Linked DNA regions of Homo sapiens: regions 1 and 3 are each linked to region 2. The links are chromatin contacts, found by Hi-C or POLR2A ChIA-PET in ENCODE. All regions are on one chromosome and are shown on one strand. Each heading gives the region's core, a stretch centred on a gene start or an enhancer-like site at or near the end of the contact. The rest is flanking DNA. Distances are from core to core; before and after follow the strand shown. Region 1 holds the start of ELK3 (ETS transcription factor ELK3). Region 2 has its middle 29 kb from the start of LINC02452. Region 3 overlaps LOC105369923 (a long non-coding RNA gene).

Region 1 (4,475 bases), core at 1,533-4,032, 51 kb after region 2:
GAGAAAAAGAAACAGGGTCTCACTTTGTTGCCCAGGCTGGAGTGTGAACTCTTGGGCTCAAGCGATCCTCCTGCCTTGGCCTCCTGAGTAGCTGGTATTATAGGTGAGAGTAGTATCACCACACCTGGCCCCTAGACTATTTTTCACTATTTTTTTTAAGTGATTTATTTTTTTAAATTTTTTTGAGACACAATTTCACTCTGTCACCCAGGCTGGAGTGCAGTGGCTTGATCTTGGCTCACTGCAAACTCCACATCCCAGGTTCAAGCAATTCTCGTGCCTCAGCCTCCTGAGTAGCTGGAATTACAGGCATCTGCCACCATACCTGGCTAAGTTTTGTATTATTAGTAGAGATGGGGGTTCACCATGTTGACCAGGCTGGTCTCGAACTTCTGACCTCAGGTGATCCATCCACCTCGGCCTCCCAAAGTGTTGGGATTACAGGCGTGAGCCACTATGCCCAACCCTAAAGTGATTTTAGACTCACAGCAAAACTGAGAAGGAGGCACAGCGGTTTCCCATATACCTCCTGCCCTGACACGTGTACAGCTTCCCCAATCATCAACATCCCCCACCAGAGTGGTACCTTTGTTGTAATTGAATCTACATTGACACATCACTATCACCCAAAGTCCATGGTTTACATTAGAGTTCATTCTTGGTGTTGTATATTCTGTGGGTCTTAACAAATGTGTCCACCATTATAGTATCATACCGAGTAGTAGTTTCCTTGCCCTCTGTGCTCCTCCTGTCCACCCCTCCCTCCCTGCTAACCCCTGACAACCACTGATCTTTTGTACTATCTCCATAGTGCCTTTTACAAAATGTCATATAGTTTGGAATCATACAGAACATAGCCTTTTCAGACCGGTTTCTTTCAGGCATATATCTCCTAAAGCAAAGCAACATGAGTTCTTAACTGTGTGGATTTTTTTTTTTTCCCTGAGGATAATAAGTTTACATTCTCTCAGTCCAACAGCTGGATCATATAGGGACACCATAGGTGTTCTACTGAGTGACAGAAGAAGATGACTGGGGATTAAAACAATAATACCCTAATTGGAAAATTAGCTGTGGGAAATCAGGGGTTGATAAGCAGCCCTCTTTTCCATATCTTCTCCTTCTGCCCCACTCTCCTACCGTGCCCCCACCCTACACCCCACGGGTTTCCCACTCCTTCTCAGAGGTCTGGAGGGCATTCTCCCACCCTTTCCAGTGGACTACCCACAGGAGCCCTGAAGCAAATGCCCGAAGGAAATTCCTATCACCTGTGTGCTCTGATAGGCACTTGGAGCTGGGATGTGGTACTAATCAGTAAAACATACCCCGTGCCCTTTAGCAGCTCACAGTTGATGGCAGTGAGAAATTTGTAAACAAAATAATCTTTCAGGAGAGACTGCAAAACTAGAAACAAACGTAGTGGAGGAACTCTTAGAATGTGGTCCTTTTGAAAGGACTCACACCCGGCCCCCAGAGAATCTGACTTAATTGGCCTGGGTTGAGTATATTGTTGGAGAGTGTCAAAACACTCCCCAGGTGATTCTGACATTAGCCGGGGCCCGGAACCACCCCCGACCTACTGAATCTGGGACTCCAGGAGAGGCCCAGCCACTAGTGGTTTAACAAGCCCCTTGGGTCAAGTTTGAAAACCAGGGGTCTGGGCTGCTAAGTGGCGGCATGGGAATGGAAGGTTCTGGAAGGTGAGCAGTGAGGTTGGGGCGCAGGCCTGGGAAGGGAGAGGCTCTTCAACAGCCATCCCCCCCAACCTTGTCTCAGCCTAGGGCAATGGGCAGGCTCTCCCATCAGAGCCTGGCCTGAGCCCTCAGAGGCAGGACCTCCTTGAGGGATGTGGAGGTGTGAAGACCAGTTCTGAGACCACAGAGGCTCCCTTCAAGCCTCAGTCTCTGACCCTGCGGGCATTATTTCCATGACTTCCAGTGTTGTGGCTCCTTATCCTTTCCCCACAGGCTCGCCCCCCAACTGAGGGCTGGCTTTTTTATTTTTTTGAGACGGAGTTTCGCTGGTTGCCCAGGTTGGAGTGCAATGGGGCGATCTCAGCTCACTGCAACCTCTGCCTCCCAGGTTCAAGCGATTCTCTCGCCTCAGCCTGCCAAGTAGCTGGGATTATAGGGACCCACCACCACACCTGGCTGTTTTTGTTGTTGTTGTTTTGGTATTTTTAGTACAGACGGGGATTCGCCGTGTTGGCCAGGCTGGTCTCGAACTCCTGACCTTAGGTGATCCATCCGCCTTGGCCTCCCAAAGTGCTCAGATTACAGGCGTGAGCCAGCACGCCCGGCCGAGGGCTGGCTTTTAAAACACCGAAAACCCAGACAGGAACGGTGTCCATCTCCAACCCCAGACGGAAACTGTGCCCGCACCCACAAGAAAAGCAGTCCTTTGCCCAGAGCAACCAAACCCTGAACCCCACTCTCGATTCCCCTCTGCCCCCCAACTCTTCCATCCCAGCGGATGGGAAACAGCGAGTCCAGCCGCCTCCCCACCTCGGGACCCCCCTCCCGGGCCAACTGCGCAGGGCACGACCCCGTCGTGGTGCCCCGCGCGCTCGACCCCCAGGGGTTGAGGTGAGGAGGGATCCCCGGTGTCCCGGGAAGCGCGGCGGCTTCTGCGGGTTGCGGGCGGACCCCCCTCCCCGTGGGGAGGGGCTGCGGCCGCGCGGAGTCGCCGCGGGTCGGAGGCTCCTCCCCGGGGTGGCCGCGCAGGAAGCGGGGCGGGTGGGGGCGGTGCGGGGCGCGCACGGGGCCGGGGCGGCGGGGGAGGCGCGGGCCTGGGCGGCCAGCCCCGGCGCACAGCCGCGGCCGGGGCGCGCGGCGCGGGGCGGAAAAGCCTGTTTACACAGACTGCACACCGCCTGGGGAATAATGCAGTAAAGGAAGTGAGCCGGCTCGGCCTGACTGCTCCAACTTCCTGCTCTCACACACACCAGAGGGGAAAAAAAAAGAGGAGCGAGAGAAAGAAAAAAAGGGGGAAAAATCAGGATCTCATTACAAGAGCCACAGACCGTCTGCAGACGCCTGTCAGCATGGAAAGTCGGGGGCTTTCGCCCGGGTCCTCCTAGAAATTCCCCCCGAAGAAGACTCCCCCACATCTGGGTAGGTAACAGGGCTTCTGCCTGTTGCTCGGACACTTAAAAAGTTTGTTTGGGGGTGTTTTCTTTTTTTCTTTCTTTTCTTGGGCGCGGTGGGGGTGGGGCGGGGGGCGCCGCGGGGTGGGCTGCGGGCCGGGGTGGGGGTGGCGGTGCGTCCGCGCGGGAGGGCCGGCCGCGGGGAGGGGGCGCCGCGGATGCTCCTGCGCCCGCGTCGCTGCCACCGCCGTCGCCCGAGCTCGCGCCGGGCCCGGGGCTGCGGGGACCCTGCGCCCGCGGCTCCCCTCCCTGGGGCTGCGCTGCGACCCCAGAGGAAGGGGCGCCGGGCGTGCAACCCTGGGAGCTCGCCCAGGGCCCCGCTGCAGGCAGCGCGGGGAGCGGGGGACGGCGAGACTTCGGGTCCCTGGGAAGAACCGTGGCAGGAGCAGGCTGAGTGCCTGGAGGCTGGACCACCGCCGACCTTCCAGCTGGGACCGCAGTCAGGCTCCCCTCGAGTGGGCAAAGTGCACTGGTGCTCGGATCCAGGGAGGAAGACAGGGATGGAGAGGGCGGTGGAGGACATGGGTCGCGAAGGTGTGGGGCTGGGGGCTGCGTCCACTCTCGCTTGGCAGGTGACCCCCGCCCAGGTCACCGCCCCAGGCGCACGCCCCATCGGACATTTAAAAGCCGGTGGTCTCTATTGGGCATGGTTTTGGAGAAGGACCAGGCAAGAAATGATCTTGGGGCCCCTTCCACTCCCCATCCCTGTTTACCTTCGAACTCAACGTTGGCCTGTGACGCTACTGTAACTTTTGGGGAGGCGGGATTAAGATTTTGGAGTAGTTAAAAAGCAAAAATAAAAGGTCTTGGTTTTGTTATCTTTTCTGAACCGAATCATCCTAGGGACAAGCTGCAGTTAGGCGGCGGGTGGAGGTGGAAGCAAGAAATGTTATTTCAGAAACTGCAAAAGGGGCTTTTTAGAAAGAAAAAAAAACGAGTGTCGGGAGAGTTTCTGGCTTGTCTGGAAACGGCAAGACTAATTGCCATGCGCTTCCGCTTTGAAACTGGCAGCAGACAGCATCTTGAAAATGACTCACTAGAGGAGCTCACAAAGAAACTGTGGTTTGCTCCTTCTTAGGTTTATGTATTTGTGCCTTTTACAGTTTCCTTTGTAGTGTTCGAGGGGTCCCCCGCCCCTTCCCCGCCAGCCCCCTCCCACCCTCCCTCATTTGAAAGCCCCTGGCCGGTCTTTAACTACCCCCACCCCAGTCCTCCAGCCTGGGGGTGGCGGGGAAAGGGGAGGCTGAGTTGTTTTTGGAGTTGGCTGCGGAGAGGGTTAAAGGGATTCTGCTGCTGCAGGGGGAAAAAGTTCCTTGAATTTTCCACTGGC
Region 2 (4,237 bases), core at 718-3,217:
AAAAGGTGTTCTGGAAAGCATATGAAAGTTTTCCTGCTACTGCATACTAATGAAAGAGCTTTCTGGAACAAATCTGACTTGTCCGAGTCTAGGCAGTATGAGTCAGTTCTCCCAGGGTCTGAGGTCATCCCTGGATGAGATAACAGCTCCGGACAGACAGAACTGGGAGGTCAGTTAGTACCGGGGAAATGCACCAAGGTTCCACAGCCCATGGAGTCTGGCTTGGTGAGTTTGCACATCTTATGCATCCTCCTTTAATGCTGGAGGGTAATCCTGAAGTCATCTAAGCCTCATGGTATTAATGAGGAAAGCTAGGCCTGAAGAAGTGAGGTGACCCACAGGACTGACCACAGCTCACACAGTTAGTATTTGGGATCCTTTGTAGGACCCAGATTGACAACTCAGGGTAGCCATGCCTCTGCATTTACCCGGTCAAGAACCAGTGTGTTTTCATTTTGGGGCCCTGGCAATAAACTCCAGCTACTACAAGCATGGGACAAAACATTAAGACAAACCAAACCATTTTTTTTATTCAATGCATGGTGGCCAAGGATCTAGCATATGATGGGAGATGGGGCTCGAAAAGTAAATTTGAACCAGGTGGTGAAAGGCCTTGAATGTCTTGTTGTAGGACGTGGACTTGCCCTTAGGAGCTAGGAACCTTGAAGATTTTTAAGCAAGGGAAATGATGCGATCATATCTGTGTTTTAGAGAACCAAATCTGATGGGAAAGGGGAGGAGCAGAAGGTGCCAAAGCAGGATTAGAATGTATATAAACAGTTCAGGTGAGGATGATGAAGGCTTGAACTAGGGCAATGGAAGGAGAGAGGAAGGAAAACATTTAAAAAACACTGCAGGCCGGTCACAGTGGCTCACGCCTGTAATCCCAGCACTTTGGGAGGCTGAGGTAGGCAGATTACAGGTTCAGGAGTTCGAGACCAGCCTGACCAACATGGTGAAACCCCATCCCTACTAAAAATAAAAAAAATTAGCCGTGTGTGGTGGTGTGCACCTGTAATCCCAGCTACTCAGGAGGCTGAGGCAGGAGAATTGCTTAAAGCCTGGAGGCAGAGGTTGCAGTGAGCTGAGATCACGCCACTGCACTCCAGCCTGAGCAACAGAGCGAGACTCTATCTCAAAAAAACACAAAGAAACAAAACAAAACACTCCAGTTCGGGCACAGTGGTGCACGTCTGTAGTCCCAGCTACTGGGGAGGCTGAGGCAGAAGGATGTGCGTTCAAGCCCAGCCTGGGCAAAATAGGGAGACTTTTGACTTCAAAAAACATTCAAGTTAAAAAAATAAAAAGACACTGTAGTAATATCAATCAATAGGCCTTGGGGAAGGAGAAGAGAGAGGGATCTAGTCTGGCTCTACCAAGTAGATGAGGCAAAGGAGGACCAAAGAAGTCGTAGCGGGAGTAAGAGGAATCTGGACAGGCTGACGGATTTAGTTTTAGCCTAGTTTAGTCCCAGTTGTCAGTGGAGCATTCACTGAGATGTGTAACTCCTGGACCTACTGTACAATTTGTAAAGCAGCCTCTGATACTACACACAGGGAGGAGGGGCTGTTTCTCAAAACCCTGTTAAGAATAAATGGTAGAAATTAAGGAAATGGGATAAAAGTGGTTTCAATAAAGAGGAAATTGGGCTGGGTGTGGTGGCTCACACCTGTAATTCCAGTGCTTTGGGAAGCCAAAATGGGAGGATCGCTTGAGGCCAGAAGTATGAGACCAGCCTGGGCAACATAGGGAGACTTTCTCTCTACAAAAAAAAAGTGAAAAATTAGGTGGGCATGGTGACTGAAATGGGACGATCGCTTGAACCCAGAAGTCAAAGCTGCAGTGCACTATGATCATGCCACCGGACTACAGCCTGGGTGATAGAGCAAGACTTCGTCTGTAACATAAATAAATAAAGAGAAATTGATTGGGGGATAACTAGGGCAGAGCAGAAAGAGGAAGGATGCACCAAGGACCGCAGGGGAGAACAGGTCAAAGCAAGTCAGAGACAGACAAGAGGCAGGAGTAACCAAACAGGAAGGAAGAACAAAGGCAAGAAAATGGGGAGGGAGAGACCAGAGTGGGAAAGGGCAGACTTGAGTGTTGAAAGTACATCTCTGTTGGGAGGGTACAACTCTTTTCAAGGTTTCTTTCCCCCACCTCTCTCTTGGAACTGCTTGCCTTCGTTATATCTGTGCAAAAGGGATGTATGCAAAGGAGCCTGCTGGATGGTGGTGGTGGGCTGTCTCCTGGCTCACTTGGAGTTTGTTCATCAATAGTCTTTAGGAAGACTGCTTCTGCCTTAAAAAAATGTTGGGAAAATGTGGAATGTGTATAAGAGGCACACATATCCAACCTCCCCCTGGTATTTTTCTTTATCATCTTCCTCCTCACCTTCCTTTCAGTTTCCCAAGTCAAAAGGGCAGAACTTCCTGTCTGAATTTTAAAGCCTCTGTTGCCTTGATTTTGTTCCTGACTCAATGGAGATGAATTCCGAGTTGAAGACAAACAATTGTGCCTTGTGAACAGTCGCCACGTCGAAAAGACTCAAGAGTACTTTTGCGGAAACCTGTCTCAGGAAAAATTCCCAGTGTGGGAGGGAAGGAGGGTGAACTCCATCCTGGAAGGAGGAATTCCAGTTGCTCTGAAAATGTAATTTTCTAAGTAAATTCATTAAAGTTGAAATGTCTAATAAGAAAGGGGAAGCAAAGTTGGTTGCAAAGGGAGAAATTGCATACTGCAAAGCCACAAATTCCTAAGCAGCAAAATTTCTTTCTTTTTTTAATTTTTTCCAGAGACTAGCTTGAGTGCAATGGTGCAATCATAGCTCACTGCAGCCTTGAACTCCTATACTCAAGTGATTCTCCCACCTCACCCTGCCTAGTAGCTGTGGCTATAGATGTGAGCCACCACACCCGGCTTAAAATTTCTTGGTACTAGAAAAATTGCTCTCATACTGGCAATTTCACCCAGGATCATTGATCTCTTCTGAATGGTGAAAATTGACACCGAAGAGCTTTCTGTGTAAATTGCTGCACAGGGTATGCAGGTATACTGCATGCCCAGCCTTGTGCTTCTTGCCTGGTTGCAAAACCACTTGTATTTCCACCCTCTTGATTCCTAAATTACTACACAAAAACAGAGTTCCTGAGTCTAGGAAGGGGGGAAAAATCCCCTGAAATTCTGTTCTCAGGGTAGAGTTTACCTCTCCTAATATAAAGATTGACACTCAGTAAGAAACATTCAAAGTAGCAGTCATGTTGGGACCAGCCTTTGTGATTGTTTTGCCAGCTCTGCAGAAATTATTTTTTAGGAAGAGTGATGCTCTCTTCTTCGTTCCTGCCCACAACAGCCACAAAATACAATATTCATTATCAACAACAAATATTTATTGCCTATTGTGTGCCATCCACTTGTGCTAGCCACTGGTGTTTTTATTTTTTTTTAAAGTGAAAGTGATTTGAAATGAATTTTCTTCCCGATATTTGAAGTCCTCTAGAAATATTATAAGTTCAAAATTAGATGTCATTGTCCCAGGATGAGATTTCTTTTGAATATGATAAATACTTCTTAAAGTAAAAATGTTTTAAGGATCCCTCTCCACAATATTTTTTTTAGAATCCTCTGATAAAATATTTATTTATGTAATGTCTTCTGGATTATGGTAAAAAAAATTGTTTTTAATATATTTAATTCAGTCAACAAATATTTGAAGGGTACACTATGTATCAGGCACTAATCTGTATGCTGAATAATTCAGTGGTAAGCACTAATAATTATAGTCATAGATATTGAGAGCATTTCATGTACTCATTGTATTAAACATTATGTTAAGGGTTTTATATGTACAGTACTCATTAATTTATTCCTAAAACTCTATAATGTAGATGCCATTAATATTTATATAAATTACATATCATATATCAATATAAACATTTTCTAAATGAGGAAATTAGGGCACAGAGAGGTTAAGGTACTTTCCCCAAGTCACACAGCTAGTTAATGATGGAGCTCAGATTTGAATCTAGCCACCTAGGTCCAGAGCTCCAGCTCTTAAAAAACTGGAAACCCCCACCCTCGTGTAATTTACATTTCTCATAATTCAAGCATATGCTGGTACAGATTCCTTTGCAAGCACACCATGGCCTCGGAGGAGTCTACAGCCCCCAGATTGAAGAAACCAATAGAATTGTAAAAATAAGCACTACACTTAGAGTTGGTCCAAAGACTTGAACTC
Region 3 (4,452 bases), core at 1,322-3,821, 35 kb before region 2:
GGCAACAGAGTGAGAAGCTGTCTCGAAAAAAAAAAAAAGTTTATTTATGGGCACTAAAATTTGAATTTCAAATAATTCTTATGTGGCATGAAATATTATTTCTAGTTTTTTCCTAACCATTTAAAAATGTGAAAACCTTTCTTAGCTCATGGACATTATATACAAAAACAGGTGTGGGGCTAGATTTGGTTCACAGGCTGTAGTCTGCTGACACCTAGTTTAGAGCAGTATCTGGTACAAAGGAAGAGCTTAATACATCTGAGACAGACAGTGTGAAGTAAGGTAACAAGTAGGAGGTTTTATAAGGTGCCGAGGGCCCTGGCTTGGTGGGGACATGTGGCTGGAATAGATGTGTTAAATATAGGAGACAGAGATGAGAACCCAACATCTGCTGAGTGCTGACTGTGGCCATGCACCACACTTTCCACATTTCCTCCCATTGAGTCCTCACACTGACCTTGTACCTTACACCTGTTTACAGAGATGATGAGTGAGGCTCAGAGAGGTTAAGTAATACGCCCAGAGTTACACAGCTTTTAAGTGACAGAGTCAGGATCTGAACCCAGGTTTTATAGAACACCAAAGACTGGGCTTTTTCTATGAGACTGTCATTTGCTGAACATGTATTTTATTGAAAACAGATGTACAAGGTGCTATGCCAGGTTTGGGAACACAGTGGTGTAAAAGATGTACACCCCATGGAGTGTATAGTCTGGTAGGAGAGACCAGGCATCCAAACGAGCAATTATAACTCAGGGTGACATCTCCAGGATGAAAATGAACAAGGGAGCTCAGAATGTACAGTTCTTACCCATGTATGGAAAATCAGAGAAGGCTTCCTGAAGGAAGCAATGTCTAACCAGATGGAAGGTCAAGAAGGAAAGACCCAGGAAGGCACGAAACAGGGGCTAATGATACTAAACTACAATTTGTTTTCTTGCATATGCAGGTTGTGGCTGGTGCCCCTACCTCTCAGATTTGCTGCCCTTGATAGTCCAATCTCTTCTTAGGAGGGTGCCTGCGTCTTTTTTTTTTTTTTCCTTTTTTTTTTTTTGAGACAGAGTCTCACTCTGTTGCCCAGGCTGGAGTGCAATGGCATGATCTCAGCTCATTACAGCCTCTGCTTCCTGGGTTCAAGCAATTCTCTGCCTCAGCCTCCCGAGTAGCTGGGATTACAGGTGCCTGCCACTACACCCGGCTATTGTATTTTTAGTATAGATGGTGTTTCACCATGTTGGCCAGGTTGGTCTTGAACTCCTGGCCTTGTGATCCACCTGCCTCGGCCTACCAAAGTGTCCCAACAGTTTGGATTACAGGCGTAAGCCAGCACGCCCAGCCCGGGGTCCTGTGTCTTTTGTCCTTAGCTGTCCTTTGCCTCCATCCCCTCTCATTCTGAAATGCTACTATGGTTTTGTTTCAGAGCTCCCCAGAGACACAACTCAGCCCCTCTCTGCTTTCCTCATTACTTCAAGTGTTCCATGAATTCAGTAAACCTGATTCAAGATTTTGGTGGAGGGTGGGGATGGGAGTGCGGTATCCATGGGGAGGGGTCATTCCTGGAGCACTGGGCTTCCGCCCTCTCCTGGCCCCCCACTTCCTCCCTGGAGTTGCAAACAAAATCCTCCCTTTGTCTTGTTGGGAGCGTTCCCTCCCACCTCCGGCCAGAAGGATCTCGGTTCCTACTTGAACTTAGCAAAGTATTTTCTCAACAAAGACAGCTCTACCTTCCTAAGAGGAATTCTGATACATAAAAAGTTCTCTTTACACCTCTGTTGTTTCATTCAACCCTCCAAGCAAATCGCTGGAATAGCGATCATCGTCCCCATTTTACAGATGGGGAAACTGAGTAACAAACCCATGTGATGGTGCCGGGAGTTAAAGGCAGGACTGCCAGAATCCAAAGCCTCCTTCCCCAGCCACTGGCTATTCCACTTTCCAACACCACTGTGATGGGGTCTGGGGAAGGCAGGGGAGGGGACAGCCTAGTTGGGCTAGCAGGGAAGATGAAGGCCAGGAACTGGGACCATAGAAGTATAGTTTCACCAGAGACACTCGTTTCCCATTACTTAAACCTCCACAATCTTCCAGTGAATGTTTCTTACTGCCGTTTTTCCAGAATGAGAGAATTGGACAAGACAGGCTTCAGTCACAGACACCCCAAGCAGACCAGGATCCTTCCTAAGAGGAACACAATTCCCCTCATGGGTTGGGGTTTGGATGTTTGGTTCAGGAAGAGCCTAGGACCTGGCTGCGGTCACCCAGGGCGCCCAGCACTCGACCCGAGAACATTTCTGAAAGTAGCACTGCAGTTCCTCGATAACTGAGCAGACTCCAAGGAGACAAGGAGAAAACAGAAAATAAGAAAGGAGGTAACAAAGAGACCATTCTAAATTCAAAAAAGCAATTTTAGAATCAAAGTGAATTCGGCTATTGAAGCCAGAAACTACAGAAGTTCACACGGTGAGGTCTTGGCCTTAGCTCTTCAGCGAGCTGGGTTCCACGTCGGGGAAATGAAGTTACCGTGAAATCAAAGCCTCAGAGGGTGAATCAAGGAGCCGGCATGTAAGCACCTTGGTTAAGCCTGTGCCCAGAGGAAGGCCAAAGAACAGCAGACAACAGGAACCCCGCCTTCAGGAAGCCTTCAGCAGGAGCAGCAAAAATCTGCTTCCTCTCCAACCCTAAGGTCACTGCAGGCTGACAAACCCTTCCCCCACGCCCTGCCACTTGAGCAGCTCAGCTCCCTGCAACCCACCCGTCCTAACCCCCACCCCCAGCTGAATCACAGAGGCCACTTTTTTTTTTTTTTTTTTTTGGGACGGAGGCTTGCTCTGTCACCCAGGCTGGAGTGCACTGGCGTTGAGAGGTGACAGCGTGCTGGCAGTCCTCACAGCCCTCGCTCAATCTCGGCGCCTCCTCTGCCTGGGCTCCCACTTTGGCGGCCCTTGAGGAGCCCTTCAGCCCGCCGCTGCACTGTGGGAGCCCCTTTCTGGGCTGGCCAAGGCCAGAGCCGGCTCCCTCAGCTTGCAGGGAGGTGTGGAGGGAGAGGCGCGGGCGGGAACCGGGGCTGCGCGCGGTGCTTGCGGGCCAGCGCGAGTTCCGGGTGGGCGTGGGCTCCGCGGACCCCGCACTCGGAGCGGCCGGCCGGCCCCACCGGCCCCGGGTACTGAGGGGTTTAGCACCTGGGCCAGCAGCTGCTGTGCTCAATTTCTCGCCGGGCCTTAGCTGCCTTCCGGCGGAGCAGGGCTCGGGACCTGCAGCCTGCCATGCCTGAGCCTCCCCCACGCTCCGTGGGCTCCTGTGCGGCCTGAGCCTCCCCGACGAGCGCCACCCCCTGCTCCAGGGCGCCCAGGCCCATCCACCACCCAAGGGCTGAGAAGTGCGGGCGCACGGCCCAGGACTGGCAAGCAGCTCCACCTGCAGCCCCGGTGCGGGATCCATTGAGTGAAGCCAGCTGGGCTCCTGACTGTGGTGGGGACGTGGAGAACCTTTATGTCTAGCTAAGGGATTGTAAATACACCAATCAGCACTCTGTATCTAGCTCAAGGTTTGTAAACACACCAATCAGCACCCTGTGTCTAGCTCAGGGTTTGTGAATGCACCAGTCGACACTCTGTATCTAGCTACTCTGATGGGGACTTGGAGAACCTTTGTGTCGACACTGTATCTAGCTAATCTGGTGGGGACGTGGAGAAACTTTGTGTCTAGCTCAGGGATTGTAAATACACCAATCGGCACTCTGTATCTAGCTCAAGGTTTGTAAACACACCAATCAGCACCCTGTGTCTAGCTCAGGGTTTGTGAATGCACCAATCGACAATCTGTATCTAGCTACTCTGGTGGGGACTTGGAGAACCTTTGTGTCCACACTCAGTTTCTAGCTAATCTAGTGGGGATGTGGTGAACCTTTGTGTCTAGCTCCGGGATTGTAAAAGCACCAATCAGCACCCTGTCAAAACAGACCACTCGGCTCTCTGTAAAATGGACCAATCAGCAGGATGTGGGTGGGGCCAGATAAGAGAATAAAAGCAGGCTGCCGGAGCCAGCAGTGGCAACTCGGTAGGGTCCCCTTCCACGCTGTGGAAGCTTCGTTCTTTTTCTCTTTGCAATAAATTTTGTTGCTGCTCACTGTTTGGGTCCACACTGTCTTTATGAGCTGTAACACTCATTGCGAAGGTCTGCAGGTTCACTCCTGAAGCCAGCGAGACCACGAACCCACCAGGAGGAACAAACAACTCCAGACCAGCCGCCTTAAGAGCTGTAACACTCACTGTGAAGGTCTGTAGCTTCACTCTTAAGCCAGCGAGACCACGAACCCACCAGAAGGAAAAAACTTTAAACACTTCCGAATATCAGAAGGAACAAACTCCGGACACGCCACCTTTAAGAACTGTAACACTCACCGCGAGGGTCCGCGGCTTCATCCTTGAAGTCAGTGAGACCAAGAATCCACCA

What was found. A loop is a pair of places that touch in the nucleus more often than their neighbours do. ChIA-PET counts read pairs that join two places held with the same protein, here RNA polymerase II (POLR2A). Pooled maps may share reads with other maps.
Region 1: a loop to region 2 is called in a map of endothelial cell of umbilical vein, with 6 times the contacts of the local background. The contact joins the promoter of ELK3 here to the enhancer-like site in region 2. A Hi-C loop is called at or near these places in 9 of 168 maps with a recorded cell type or tissue (B cell, CD4-positive, alpha-beta T cell, Caco-2 and 6 more), 1 of 37 single-sample maps with no recorded cell type and 8 of 50 pooled maps. POLR2A ChIA-PET finds 5 or more read pairs at or near these places in 8 of 52 experiments (GM12878, HCT116, MCF 10A and 5 more).
Region 3: a loop to region 2 is called in a map of endothelial cell of umbilical vein, with 2.7 times the contacts of the local background. The contact joins two enhancer-like sites. A Hi-C loop is called at or near these places in 3 of 168 maps with a recorded cell type or tissue (B cell, Caco-2 and endothelial cell of umbilical vein). POLR2A ChIA-PET finds 5 or more read pairs at or near these places in 8 of 52 experiments (CD4-positive, alpha-beta T cell, Caco-2, HEK293 and 5 more).

The regions. Positions count from the first base shown.
Region 1 is chr12:96,191,593-96,196,067 of GRCh38, forward strand. ELK3 (ETS transcription factor ELK3) reads left to right here and starts at 2,783. Exons shown (of 5, transcript NM_005230.4): 1 at 2,783-3,113. RefSeq lists a silencer at 2,608-2,747 and an enhancer at 4,079-4,158.
Region 2 is chr12:96,141,589-96,145,825 of GRCh38, forward strand. No RefSeq gene overlaps it. Among named protein-coding and RNA genes, the nearest start is that of LINC02452, 29 kb to the right of the region's middle. Within about 2 kb of position 1,968, at least 4 of the 41 ENCODE cell types and tissues checked have a DNase peak (open chromatin) inside an H3K27ac peak, as active enhancers do; they include B cell, CD4-positive, alpha-beta T cell and endothelial cell of umbilical vein, where a contact is called at or near this core.
Region 3 is chr12:96,105,865-96,110,316 of GRCh38, forward strand. LOC105369923 (a long non-coding RNA gene) reads left to right here. Exons shown (of 3, transcript XR_945238.2): 3 at 2,117-2,752. Among named protein-coding and RNA genes, the nearest start is that of LINC02452, 64 kb to the right of the region's middle. Within about 2 kb of position 2,572, at least 14 of the 41 ENCODE cell types and tissues checked have a DNase peak (open chromatin) inside an H3K27ac peak, as active enhancers do; they include B cell, CD4-positive, alpha-beta T cell and endothelial cell of umbilical vein, where a contact is called at or near this core.